2 separate regions of the Homo sapiens genome follow, and region 1 is linked to region 2. Evidence: chromatin contacts called from ENCODE Hi-C data. All regions are on one chromosome and are shown on one strand. The core of a region is the stretch at or near the end of the contact, and the rest is flanking DNA. Distances in the headings are between cores, read along the strand shown. Region 1 overlaps TNIK (TRAF2 and NCK interacting kinase). Region 2 overlaps TNIK (TRAF2 and NCK interacting kinase).

What was found. A loop is a pair of places that touch in the nucleus more often than their neighbours do. Pooled maps may share reads with other maps.
Region 1: a pooled map of heart left ventricle shows a loop between it and region 2 (2.2-fold over the local background). The contact joins two enhancer-like sites. A Hi-C loop is called at or near these places in 2 of 168 maps with a recorded cell type or tissue (heart right ventricle and mammary epithelial cell) and 3 of 50 pooled maps.

Annotation. Positions count from the first base shown.
Region 1 is chr3:171,052,252-171,058,933 of GRCh38, forward strand. TNIK (TRAF2 and NCK interacting kinase) reads right to left here. Exons shown (of 33, transcript NM_015028.4): 33 at 6,163-6,682. Among named protein-coding and RNA genes, the nearest start is that of SLC2A2, 29 kb to the left of the region's middle. Within about 2 kb of position 3,585, at least 2 of the 41 ENCODE cell types and tissues checked have a DNase peak (open chromatin) inside an H3K27ac peak, as active enhancers do.
Region 2 is chr3:171,316,005-171,323,539 of GRCh38, forward strand. All of the region lies in intron 2 of TNIK (TRAF2 and NCK interacting kinase), which reads right to left. Among named protein-coding and RNA genes, the nearest start is that of TNIK, 140 kb to the right of the region's middle. RefSeq lists an enhancer at 5,951-7,535. Within about 2 kb of position 4,897, at least 4 of the 41 ENCODE cell types and tissues checked have a DNase peak (open chromatin) inside an H3K27ac peak, as active enhancers do.

The DNA.
Region 1 (6,682 bases), core at 2,335-4,834, 270 kb before region 2:
ACCAAAATGCTGATAATGATATGGACAATGAAATCCAGGCTGAGGTGGTCTCAGATGGAGATGAGGAACTTGTTGGGAACTGGAACAAAGGTGACTTGTTGTTTTAGCAAAGAGACTGGCAGCATTTTGCCCCTGTCCTAGAGATTTGTGGAACTTTGAATTTGACTGAGATGATTTAGGGTATTTGGCTAAGCAGCAAAGCATTCAAGAGATGACATGGGTGCTGTTAAAGGCATTGAGTTTTAAAAGGAAACAGAGCATAGATGTTCAGAAAATTTGCAGCCTGACAATGCAATAGAAAAGAAAATCCCATTTTCTGAGGAGAAATTCAAGCCCGCTGCAGAAATTTGCCTAAGTAATGAGAAGCCAAATGTCAATCCCCAAGACAATGGGGAAAATGTCTCCAGGGCATGTCAGAGACCTTTGGGGCAGCCCTTCTTATCACAGGCCCAGAGATTTAGGAGGAAAATATAGTTTTGTGGGCCAGGCCAAGGGTCCCTCTGCTGTGTGCAGTCTAGGGACTTGGTGCCCTTCGTCTTGTGACTAAAAGAGGCCAAAGTACAGCTTGGGCTGTTACTTCAGAGGTTGGAAGCCCCAAGCCTTGGCAGCTTCCATGTGGTGTTGAGCCTGTGGGCACACAGAAGTCAACAGTTGAGGTTTGAAATCCACCTAGATTTCAGAGGATATAAGGAAACACCTGGATGCCCAGGCAGAAGTTTGCTGCAGGGGTGCGGCTGTCATGGAGAACCTCTGCTAGGGCAGCGTGGGAGGGAAATGTGGGGTCAGAGCCCCCACAGAGTCCTTACTGGGGCACCACCTAGTGGAGCTGTGAGAAGAGGGCCACCATCCTCCAGACCCCAGAATGGTAGATCAACCAATAGATTGCACTGTGCGCCTGGAAAAGCCACAGACACTCAATGCCAGCCCATGAAAGCAGCTGGGAGGGAGGCTGGACCCTGCACAACTACAGGAGTGGAGCTGCCTAAGATCATGGGAACCCACCTCTTGCATCAGCATGACCTGGTTGTGAGACATGGAGTCAAATGACATCATTTTGGAGCTTTAAGATTTGACTGCCCTGCTGGGTTTTGGACTTGCATGGGACCTGTAGCCCCTTTGTTTTGGTCAATTTCTCCCATTTGGAATGACTGTATTTACCCAATGCCTGTACCCCCATTGCATCTAGGAAGTAACTAACTTGCTTTTGATTTTACAGGCTCATAGGTGGAAGGGACTTGCCTTGTTTCACATGAGACTTTGGACTGTGGACTTTTGAGTTAATGCTGACTTAAGACTTTGGGGAACTGTTGGGAAGGCATGATTTGTTTTGAAATGTGAGGACATGAGATTTGGGAAGGGCCTGGTGCAGAATGATATGGTTTGGCTGTGTCCCCACCCAGATTTCATCTTGAATTCCTATGTGTCCTGGAAGGGACCTGGTGGGAAGGGAATGAATCGTGAGGGCAGGTCTTTCCTGTGCTGTTCTCGTGATAGTAAGTCTCTCAAAATCTGATGCTTTTAAAAATGGGAGTTTCCCTGCACAAGCTCTCTTCTCTTGTCTGTTGCCATGTGAGACGTGCCTTTCACCTTGCACCATGATTGTGAGGCCTCCCCAGCCACGTGGAACTGTAAGTCCAATAAACCTCTTTCTTTTGTAAATTGTCCGGTCTCGGGTATGTCTTTATCAGTAGTAATGAAATGGACTAATAATACACCCACTCAACCCCAAATCTTGTGAAGAACAACAAAACTGTCAACTTTTAATTTTGCCAAACTAGAGCATTTAATAAAATAGCCATTTATTATCAGCATCAGCTCTCAAATACATTGTAACACTAAAATGAGGGCACACCATCTCCAAATAAGACGATCTTTAAATGAGCTTTTATACAAAACTCACTATGCTGTCCTTTTTGGTCATTTTTCCTTGGACTAATGATAACTTTGGCCTGAGCTGGCTAGGCTTCCAATTATGAATGTGGCTATTCTAGTGAGAAGGAATGAGATGGGGGAAGAGTATCAAGTTGACCTGAAGGCTATGCTGTTTCTTTCTGCTCCAGTGATGCCTTCTAGCTCTAAATCCTTCAATTTTTCAACTGCCATCTCTCTTATTAAATGGGTTTAATAATAAAAGATAACCTGAGATCCATGGAGCACTGGGTACAGTGCTGAAAATGTTCATCAGACCGTGATGCTGCTGATCCCTGCCCTCATGACTATGGGTAAATTAACATTGAACTTTGGACATGAAGATGACTAATTTTTGGAGGGAGATAACCCTATATCAAATTGTTATTGTCATAGAACATGGATTTAGTTGCTTATGAAAATATAAAAACATGTATTTAAGCTGTTGAGTTACAATTTTAAAGAAAACCAACACCCTAAAATATTTTTTTTCACATATAGAGAACTCACTTTGAAAATGTTTTTGTATCTTAACTGGAGTTTGTGATAATCTAGATTGTTCACAATGACTGTGACACCTTGTCCCATTTCTTAGCATCTTTTTCATATTTTCCATCTATCCCTGAAACTAATGTCCTGCATTTTTCAACAGGACCTCAGGAATCTGTAACTAAGCACCATGGAACTCCAAAATGCTTTTGGTCCTGGAAAGGTGAAGACCTTGATCCTAGCTATTTAGCATGAATTACACACTATCCTTAATCTCAACAGATTTGTGAAAAGACACAAAAAGTAATGAGGACCAAAAAAAAAATTCTTTCACTGTTATATTGCTTCATATGACATCATTTTGTTATCTTCCTTCTTTATTTTTTAAAAAGATTTATTAAGTGAGCAGGAAAATACATGATTGAACAAATGGAAACTACAGGGTGTGCCCTTTACAAGACTGAGTGAAACAACAGATTAATCAGAAGGCATGTGTCAATTTTCTACAATGAAACTTCATGCAACATTCAGTGGAGCTGAATATATACAGATGTTAGAGGCTTCCCAGGGAGGCAGAATTGTTGTCCTTGGAAGATTGTTAAGACCCAAATGTCATTAGGCTGTCTTCAAGCTGCATTTGGCAGGAGGATACTTTCACTGTTGTTTATTTCTTGTTTCAGAAAAAAAAAATTGTTTTTTTAAACATTTAGACCAGAAAACAAAATTCAGAATCCCCACCCACATCCAATAACTGCATTTATTGCAATGCCAATAGCTTAAAATGGATCATTATCTGTAAAAATGTAAGAGTTTTGAAATACTGCTTTTCTCATGGTTCTATATGACAGCCCTTCTTACGTTCCTGCAACTTGGCCTGTTAGGATGATTCATGGAGCAAGAAAGTATAGCCAGGGTCATAGCCCGGTGTCTTCCATCCACAATAGCCTTCCAGGAAAGAAAATCTGTAGGGTTTTCTATTTTCTATATGACATAAAACCTATGCTTTTATGATATAAACTTTGGAGACAGTGTTTTTTTTTTTTTGAAACTGAAATTAATCATATAGTTTTTTACCCTTTAAAAAATTCCAAAGCTCTGTTATTATTTTCATTCATTCTTTCATCCAACAGATATTTACTGAGTGACTAATATTTGCCAAGCATTCTTCAAAGCACTGGAGACGGACCAGTAAGCAAAGTATATGGTGATAAGTACTGTGAAAGGCAATGAAGCAGAAAATGAGTGGGGGGATGAGAAGTTATTTGACACAGGTCTCTGACAGTACAGGAATATTTGTACAGAGACCTGAAGGGAGGGAGTCAGCTATGTAGGCATATGGGGGAAGTTTTGAGACTGAGAGACAGCAAGGACAAAGACTCTGAGACAGAACATGCTTTGAGGGTGTTCTGGGTGAAGGAAGGAGGCCAGTGTGACTTTAGCAAAGTGACAAAAGAAATAGATGAGGTCAGAGAAGTGGCAGTGGCGGCTGAGGTGGGGCCAAAAGTAGGACAGATTATCACAATGCCCTTCTAGGCCACTGTAAGGATGTTGACATTCCAGGTGAGATGGGAAGGCATTGAGGGACTAGCAGAAAAGTAGCATAACCTGGAATATGTTTTAACACCATCATATCAGGCAAGAAGTGGCTTGGACCCAGAGTGGATTGTGGATATATTCTGAAACTAGGGAAAACAGGATTAAAAAAGAAATGGATTCGATGTGGTATGTGAAAGTGAAAAATAAAGGATAACGAGATTTTCTGGTGTGAAGGAATAGAGCTGCCATTTACTGGCACAGGGAGGATTGCAATGGGAGTTCAGTAGTACCCCCTTATCTGAGGGGGAGTTTGAAGACCCACTGTGGATGCCAGAAACTGTGGATAATACTGAACCCTATACATACTATTTTTTTTCCTATCTATACATACTTCTGATAAAGTTTAATGTATAAATTAGGCACAGTACTCTTGCACTTTGGGGCCATTAAGTAAAATAAGGGTTACTTGAACACACGCACTGTGATACCATGACAGTCTATCTGATAACCAAGATGGCTACAAAGTGACTAAGGGGAAGGTGATGTTTACAGCATCGATACGCTGGACAAAGGGATGATTCATGTCCTGAGTGGGGTGTAGCAGGATGGAGCAAGACTGCATTACACTATTCATAACGGTGCACAATTTAAAACTTAGGAATTATTTCTGGAATTTTCAATTTAATATTTTTAGACTGCAGATAATCGCAGGTAACTAAAACCAAGGAAAATGAAACCATGAATAAGAGGAATACTGTGTATTGATTGGTGAACATGTCAAGTTTGAGATGCCAATGACACATCCAAATGAAGGTGCTTCATAGGAAATTAGTTAAATTGTATGCCAGTTTTATTTGGCATTCAGGGAAGAGGTTGGGTCTGGAGATTAAAATGTGGGTGTTGTAAGTGTATAGTTTTTAAAGCCCCAGGACTGGGAGAGATCACTTAGAGGGGGATGCCTAGGACTGGGGCACTCCAAGAAGTCAGCCAAGGAGATTGAGAAGCAGTGGCCAGGAAGGTGAGAGAACATGAGAAAGATGCCCCAGAACTGAGAAAGCATTTCAAGAAGGAAGTAATTATTAACTATGTCAAAGACTGCAGATAACTCAAGCAGCATGAAGCCAGAGACCTAACCATTGCATTTGAAAGCATGGAGGTCGCTGGTGTCCTTAGCAAGAGCTGCTGTGGTAGAGATGAAAGCCTGATTTGAGTTGGTTCAAAAGACCAAGGGAGGAGAGAAATTTAGGACAGTAAGTATACACAGTTCCCCCTAGAGAGTTTTTCTGTGAAGAGAAACAGATAAATAAGATGGTAGTTACGTTACCGAAACACTAGGTTTGGTCTAGGTCCTGCTGCTTGCCACACAGAAAGCCAATCACTGAGATGACAAGTATTGCCAAGAAAGTAGGCTTTGGTTTGGTCGGGTGCTGCGGCCAAGGAGATGGGAGCTTAGTCTCAAATCCATCTCCCTGACTGACCAAAACTAGGCATTTATATAGCAGGGAAGAAATGTAACAATGTGTAAGAAAACAGGAACTAAGGAGGGGCAAGAAGGCATCTGGTGCTATGATCTGTTGAGTTCCAGTTCTTTGATACTTTTTTGAGAGGCCTGAAGGAAAACAAATACAAGTTTCAAGCTTTAACAGCAAAAGGGTCAGTTTCTATGTTTATCCAAAAACAACTGTCTATGGGACTATTGGGCCGTTTCAGTTAGACAGGGTAATGGGGCCAAGGAGGGTGTTGAAGACCGGAGATACTGCAGCATACAGAACACAGCGAGATACACTGCAGAATACAATTAAACTCAAAATACAGTGAAATAGAATAGGGGATGCAGAAGAGAGGATTCGGTTTCTGGGGCAATGATCTTTATTTGGTGAGGTTGAATGGGATTTACCTAGAGCAAATAAGAATTGTCTGCTATCACTTAAGGAGCTGATGTAGTAATTAGCAATGATAAGTTTCACTGGTCAAGATCAGGGAACCAAGAAGCCAGGGTATTTGTAGGACTGTCTTAAGTGGATATTGAAATAATCAAGAATGATGACAGGGTGGTGGTAAAGAGAGCAACAGTGAGCCAAAACCTAAAATTCTTGAGCAATGAGAAGGAGTAAAAGAGGGTAATGTAGGGACTTGGGAGGCTGATGTCAACAGCTTCAAAACAATGAGTGTTCAGGAGGAGGAAAGGAGAATAGTTTGGAAGTGGCAATGAGGAACAAGGAGGCATCCTACGATTAATGTTTTATTATTCATATTTTGACAAAGATAGCATATTATATTCCAGGACATGGTAGTTACCATGTGGGGAAACCTATCAAAGCATTTTTAATGACTGCTTAGAATAACTGTAGAAAGTACTTTCTCAATGATTTTTGTATGCAAGAAAAAAAATACCTGAAAGTAACCAAAAGTTTCAGACTGGAAAATATGCCAGGAAGATTTTCTTCTCTCATTCTCAGGTGAGGTTATAATCCAGTTTTAGCAAATGTTTGACAATTTAAAATACTTTTGAAAACTGGAGATTTAAAAAATGTAAACAATTGTAGGCACAGCAAAATCGTAGTTTTCCCTTCTGATATTATACATTTGGCATCTCTCTACAGTTATATTAACATAAATAAGGCAGCTAAAACGTTCAAAAATAGTTTTACAACATTCAATTTTAAAATTTCATTCAAGCTGTAATCTTTTGTTTCCTGCTGCCACCTAACATTTGAAGTTTTGATTCAGGGTAATGTCCAAGGTTTCT
Region 2 (7,535 bases), core at 3,647-6,146:
CAAGAAAGAGGCTCTCACTGGCGTCAAGGAGTTTACAGCCTAGAGACAGAGACCCATAAATCTGTCTTCCCCGCTCTTCCCATAGCTGCAGTTTTAGCTTTGTGGGTTTGGTGCTTATCACCTTATCACCCATCTCTGCCAGAAGACTGTAAGCTCCCAGAGCACAGGCAGCATCCATTTTCTGCTTCCCATTACATTCCCATCTTCTTGCACAGTACAAGATAAAGCTTTCAAGAAATAATCGTTGAATGAATGTATGGATAGATGAGTGAATTACCTAGATACAAGCAGAAATGAGAAAAGCCTATACAGGCAATAAAGGTACACACAATAGGCCAACAAGGAGGAATAGAGAGAAAGAAATAATTGATTCTGATTAGTAGGGATATAGAAGGTTTCATGAAAGAGGAGGCATTTGAGCTCAGCCTTGGAGGATCGGTAGGATTTTATAAATGAATAAGGAGTAAAATTTATTCCCTGCTGACCAAACAGTATGAGCAAAGGCCTGCAGACATAAAGTATGGTCTTCGGGAGAACAGTTAATAGCCCAGGCAAGCTGGAGCAAAGAGTATCTAAAGGGATTTAAAAACACTTTGGATGAAAAGGGGAAGAAAGGCAGCTCACAGAGGCCTATAAACTAGGCTATTCTGAGTGCAGTAAGAAGCCACTGAGCTTTGTGGAGAAGGGAAATGATTTGCTCCTACCTGTGCTTCAAAAGGAAAAAATATATAGGAATGGTTCATACATTGATCTTTTGTGTCCTCCTGCCTGAATGATAGTTCTTATATTACTATAAGGAGTATTTGCGTATTTTATATTTACCCATGCAACTACTATTTACTTGATTTGCCTAAGGAACTAAGAACTATATACAAGCGATTACATTTTATAATTACACAATTATATGATATATATCATATAAAATATATAATTATATGATATATATCATATAAAATATATAATTATATGATATATATCATATAAAATATATAATTATATGATATATATCATATAAAATATATAATTATATATCTTTTATAATTAAAAGATCGTATCTGAAAAGTACTTAAATAGGATAATATCACAGGTCCTAAATTTCTTCTCCAGAGAATGACCTGGAGTTTAAGGCCCAGGGGAAGATGATTAACTACCAAAGTAATAACAAGGACTTTCACCTGTAACAAAGCAGTTGTTCCGGGTCAGGCCAGGTTCTTTGGTTTAGGTTTGAGCATGGGAAGTCCACAGACCAAGTATATTAACAATCAAGGTGGTGCAAGACTACCATTTGTTGTTCTCTCCAGGAAGCACCAGGGACTCCATCACTCATCACAGGCATCTGGATAGCAGCCAAGCACCATGATAGTGGGATGTGGGAGAGACACTCCAGCTATCCATGGAGGACTGCTCAATGGCTGAAATGCTGCCAAATGGAGAGACATGTACTATGGTCTTGGTGCCACCAAAAGTCTTCGGTAATAATGCAACTATTCTTAGGAAGAAGTATTCAGTCACTCATCTGTAAAGGGATTCATTATATAGAACTGTTAACCAAGAGAAACAACTACCTCTTTGCCCGCTTAGGCAAATGGGAGACTGGGAATCTGGACAGAGCGTGAGTGAACAGAATGAAGATGACAAGAAAGGGAAAGAAAGCTCTTTTCACCCTTACGAACCCTATAAGTTAGGCCCCAGACTTTCTAGTTTACAGTCATCACTTTGTTATTTAGGTTATAAGACAATAGAGGGGTTAGGATTGTGTTTTTCTGTTCACATTGGTATCCAGGTCCTAGCACGTAGTTGTATCAGACAAATGTGTGCCCAAAAGGAGTGAGCTGCTAGGCAGCGTGTTCCTATTCCATGGCACTTTGAGTATGCTTCTTGGAACTTGAGAATATATTGAAATTGTGCCCATGTGTCTACCTTTCCCATGGGACAGTAACCATCCTAAGGAAAGGAAACGTGTGTGCTTATTACTACTATAGTGCTTGACATTTAGAAAGCATCTAATTCTTAAAGCTCAGGGGGCTCAAATAACTTACATGAAGTTAAATAGCTCATAAACAAGAGGCTTAGATTTGTACTAGGTCTGTCTCCACCCCAACCCTATGCTGCTTCTATACCTCAGTGTAGAAAGAAGGAGAGTCATACTATATAGTTTAGCCTGAACCTGGCCTATAGATTGAAATGTCTCTGGAAACAGGTTTGCTGCTGCTTTCCAGCCTTCTAAATCAGACAGTTGCATAATTATTTAACATGAGTGTTTCAATTATTTAATGCCTGATCAAAACACAGGCGTAACATAATTTAAACACAAGCCAAAGCATATACACCACAAAAAAATACTGAGTCCAAGTAATCATTTTCCAAAACATATTAAGGTTTTTATTTACTAATGGTCTTAAATTTCTGTTTAAAGAGAATAAGCTTGGTTGGCCCTAGAAAATCTTGGAGAAATTCAAAGCAAAATTTCTTAAGTTAATTCTTATTGTATACATAATCTAGCTCTTATAAGGAAATATTGTAAACCTGTTTAAACCTATCCTCCTAAAACCCCTAGACATGTTCTTACTCATAAAAGACAGTAGAATAAATCTTCAAAACCTAATTATTTTAAAACTGAATGCAGTTCTTTACATGGTCTATCGATTTTATCCTTTTGCCAAGATATCAAAATTTTTTTAATTGAAAAAAAGCAACTTTGAAAATGCACTAGGCTTAAACCTCCTTTTATAAACTCTCAAATTAACACATCTTAGTTTAAGCACTAATGAAACACATTTCATTCCAGTGGGATTCCAAAGATTAACAATGTATCAACACATATCCCAATGAGTGCAAAAGAAAATTTATCCTAGACTTAGTATTAAAAATTACATGCCGGCCAGCATGGTGGCTCATACCTGTAATCCCAGTGCTTTGAGAGGCTAAGGTGGGAGGATCACTTGAGGCCAGGAGTTCAAAACCAGCCTGGTCAAAATAGCAAGACCCTGTCTACATAAAACTTAAAATACATAAATAAAAAAAATGTAGCTGGGAAAGATGATTGCACCTATAGTCCTATTTACTTGGGACGCTAAAATGGGAAGATTTCTGGAGCCCGGGATTTCGAAGCTGCCGTGAGCTTTGATCCTGCTACTGTACTCTAGCCTGGGTGACAGAGGAAGACTCTGTCTCAAAATAAAATATAAAATAAAATTTAAAATTACATGCAAAAACACCAGAAATGAAATTCTATCTTGAGAAACGCTTTATCCTTTGTACTTTAGATTTTTTCCAGAATGGGCAACTTTCCATAGTTTTATAGAAAATGTTTATATTGTTGGGCAAAAATTCTGCAGTTAAGTTCTAACCACAGTCTGGAAGGAATTTAGCATGAAGACAAGTTAAAATTACAAAGAGTGTTTTTCCCCTTACTGATAAATTAACAAGTTTAACTACTACGGCTAATAAAACATGCCTTAACCATCCTTCCTTGGTATTTTTTAATAGCTTTGGGAAGATTTGGGGGAAAAAAAAAGAGTTTCAGAGCAACATATTCATTGAGGTTAGCAGGTTGGCTAGGAGGTTAGTTGACCGGGTAACTGGCTGACCCGACAGACAAATTTTAAACATTTATTTTGCATAATTGAAGCAATAAAATGGATTTATGAGCAGTTGATTAGAGAATCAAGTTTGTTAAAATTCCTTTATAGCCTTACGTTTCTCAAGGCATTCAACCAAAAGGAACGAGACCTTTTTAAGGTACCAGAAATTAAGAAGGAAAATGCCCTGAAGAGACTGAGGTATTCTCCAAAAGGTCATAACCTTGTTGTATATCAAATCATTCTAATAGATATTCCAATGTTGCCTTCCAGAAGCATTCATCTGAGAAGACAGGATGTCTTAAGTACCTCCTTACAGGAAGGGTCAGTCTCTAAACACTGAAATTTAGAGCATCAGCCCTCACCCAATCTTGGAGGTTAGCTAAAAGCATCTTGAAGGATGACCCCGAAAGCGTAGGAGAGGAGAGTTTAATCTGTGGCTATTCAATATGCACCTGACTGCTCATGCCTGCAAAATAACCCATTTCTGGAGAAAGTTGTATAGCCTCTTCCATTTGCTCTCTTATAATTGATCAAGCCAGAGGAAAGGGGGTCCTCCATGGTTCTTCTGGACCCTTCCACGTTGGCCTATTATATTTCAGCAGTTTACCTCTTCTTTAATTAGCAGGCATAGCTCAAAGAACATAGACATTTTGATTTAAATTTTCTAATTTAGTACCCATGATGATATTCTAATGTGTCTTGCCCTCTGCCTATAAATTGACTAATAAAATTAAATAAATTGTTACTAGGGGCTTCACTAAAATGGTCTACAAATAAAAGATTACATCCAGAAGATAAAAAGAAAATACACAGGAAAATGACCCAGGAAAAAAGCTGACCTGGTCTGTCAATTTGCTCAGGTTGAAAATATGTGGAAAGAAATGTAATTGTGTTTTATGACACTTAAAGGGAAAAAGTACTTCTGATTTCAGTACTATCTAGAGGATAAAGTCACTACTTGATTCTTTGTTTCTCCAAGGTAAGAGTTTCCCATCATCAAGATGTCTTTCTCAAATACATGATTTATGGAAAAAAACAAAAAATGTTCAATGAGCATCTATGGATTTTGATTCAGAAACAAACAAACTTGCTAAATGGTCTTCTAACAAAATACTAATAATCCCATGTGGGCATACTTCACGCAGAGTAATGCCATTTGGCCCTCATATTTCTTAGAAAGCTTTTGCTGCATTCACATGACTTTCCAAAAGATAGGCAAGCAAAGAGCACTGTAAAGAGGCTGTGTCTGAGAGAAAACACATAGTTGGCTATTAATAGTCCCACTCCTGCTGGCTTGCCTAAACACAGGACTGGCTGTATTTCCCCATCCCAGCATAGAGGAACAATGTTACCCTGCCAATCAAATGCAGCATACTCCAACCTTAGGCCTTTGCAACGAAGCAGGGTGTCGGGTGGAAGACCAGTAGCTCAGAGGCTGTGACATCTGTAACTAGGATAACTCCAATTAAAAGTAGGGGGAAAAAATAATTTTTAAAACCTTATATAGTAATGAACTGGAAGGACGGAGAACAACGATTTCTTTAGCAACAGCTGTGCAGACTGATTTCTTTGAAAATCATGCATATACTTTCAAAAGCACTCAATCACAACTGCTGCCCTAACACTGGCAAATCCAAGAAATTCAAGACATGTAATCAAAAATAGATTTTCCCTTAAATTCCAAGGTCAAAGGCAGCATCTGTTGTTTCAGAGAACAAGAAGGACTTTCTTTTGGCTAATTAACTTATTGCGGTTTTCTAGCAGAAAAAAAAAAGTAAACCAAAATTGTCTAAATGTTTCTTCATCGTCTTAGGTCTTAGGTAATGCAAAACAGAAAACTGTATAAAGAGCATAAACATCCATTGTTTTGATATTTGAGTTGCACAGATAAAAGGCAGGCCACGCTGTAATTTTTAAAGCTGACAGGAAAATTCATTTTTATACCAAGTCCCCCTCATGCCATTTGGCTGTTAAATTATTCAAGGAATTCTCTGCTTATAAAGATTAATAATATCAACCCAAGCCATTTCTGAAAAGTACTTTCACCTCGTGTAGGAGACAGATGGACTACAGGAAAACAGCCTATTATGTTACAGGCAGACAAAAAGATTTCAGATTACCAGATTAACACACCAGGCGGGAAGGGAATGATAGAAAGTAGCGAGATATGAAATAACTGACAAATAGAACCAAATATCCCTCAGAGCCACTATTTTAAAAATAAATATAGTTTGGAGCCCATTGTAATTCAATTTTACCTGTTTCACTCCCAAACCCAGCTAATTAGCATAAATGTCAGTTCCAATTTAACCAAAGACTTTGAAAATCTGGTGGAACCTTATTAAAACACATTGGTATCAGGGGACAAAGACAGCACCTGCTTTCAAGGTCTTTTGTGTTTTAGTCAGAAATGTATTCTAAAACTCTGGGTATATGGGCTGAATCCAGAGTTTAGATTGTGGGATTTTATTGTACATTTGCATTATTTTAAATATCAACATCCCTGGAGAAGCTATTTTTACTCCTACAAAACCTAAACACTTCCTTATTTAGCAATGCTCTCATAGAGAAGGGATTTTCCAAAAGCTGTATTTCACTAAGGGTCAATATGAAAAAATTACAATGTCATTAAAATCACAGATTTTTTGTAGATTCACAGAAGCAGGCTCAGTGTTTTCTTTCAATAAATATCTTTTTTTTAGTTCAATACATTACTAATTAATTTTAATTTCACAAATAGTGAAATTATCTGAGCAAGAATCATTCTCATTTAAAATTGTCAAATAAGTCAGAAAAAGATCAATATCTCCCCTGCTTCAAAAATGACACTCCCAATTTTCACAGGTAACCACTGTTAACATTTAGTAAATACCTTTCAGAACCTTTTACAAGCATATATAAAGTACATCATTTTTGTAGTATAATGTGTTTTCTTTAAAAAAATAACTGGGACCATACTGTATTTTCTACAATTTCCTTTGATCATTCCAAATTGCTATGAAAATATGTCACACGTAACTTGAAAACTTGGTCTACTTCTACCATATACGCACATATGCAGGTAGGCAAACATACAGAAAAACACAAAATGGTGTAAAAATAAGCCACTAAGAAAAGGCTCTATGTCCCTCATTTCAGTGCTCAGGAAAGCTATAAGGCTGATAAAATGAAAGTGCCCCCTTTCCTCACCAAAGCTTTGGCTTTGTTATTAGTGTTTTTTTTGTTGTTGTTATTATTGTTGTTTTCTTTTCTTTTTTTTTTTTTTTTTAAGTGCAAGGTTGTGAAACTCTGCCAAGTGGTTCAAATCAGATCCACTACCTGCTTTTGTATAGCCAGTGAGTTAAGAATTTTTTTACACTGGTAAGTGTTTGGGGAGAAAACGTTTTAAAAGAACAGAATTTCATGATATGGGAAAGTTGTATGAAATTTACATTTTGGTGTCCATAAATGAAGTTTAATTGGAACACAGCCATTCTCATTCCTTTGTGTATTGTCTGTGGCAGCTTTTGTGCTACAAGAGCGGTAGTTGATTAGTTGTGACAAAGACCGTATTTCTAGAAAGATTGAAATATCTACTCTCTAGGCCCTTATCAAAAATGTTTGCCAATATCTGTTTTAGCACATGAAATTTATTTTCCTAACATCTTACTTGCAAAGTCTTTCTTCATATTCCATGTTGACACTCAGTGGGTAAAGATGACAGAAGTATGCTGGGGGGCAGGAGTAGAAAATGGTCCCTTCACATAACCCAACACATAGGTAACTTACGTATGCCCCTCCTAGACCTTCAGAAAACTCTATCAGGCTTAAAAATTACTTGTAATGTATTGCCATAAGAGTGATTTGTGGATTACACCGCATGGATTACGTTGCCCTAGAATCTAATTCATTCATCTATCTGGTGAGCACCTACTGTGTCCGAGGTCAGTGTTGGGCACTGACAATTTCGGG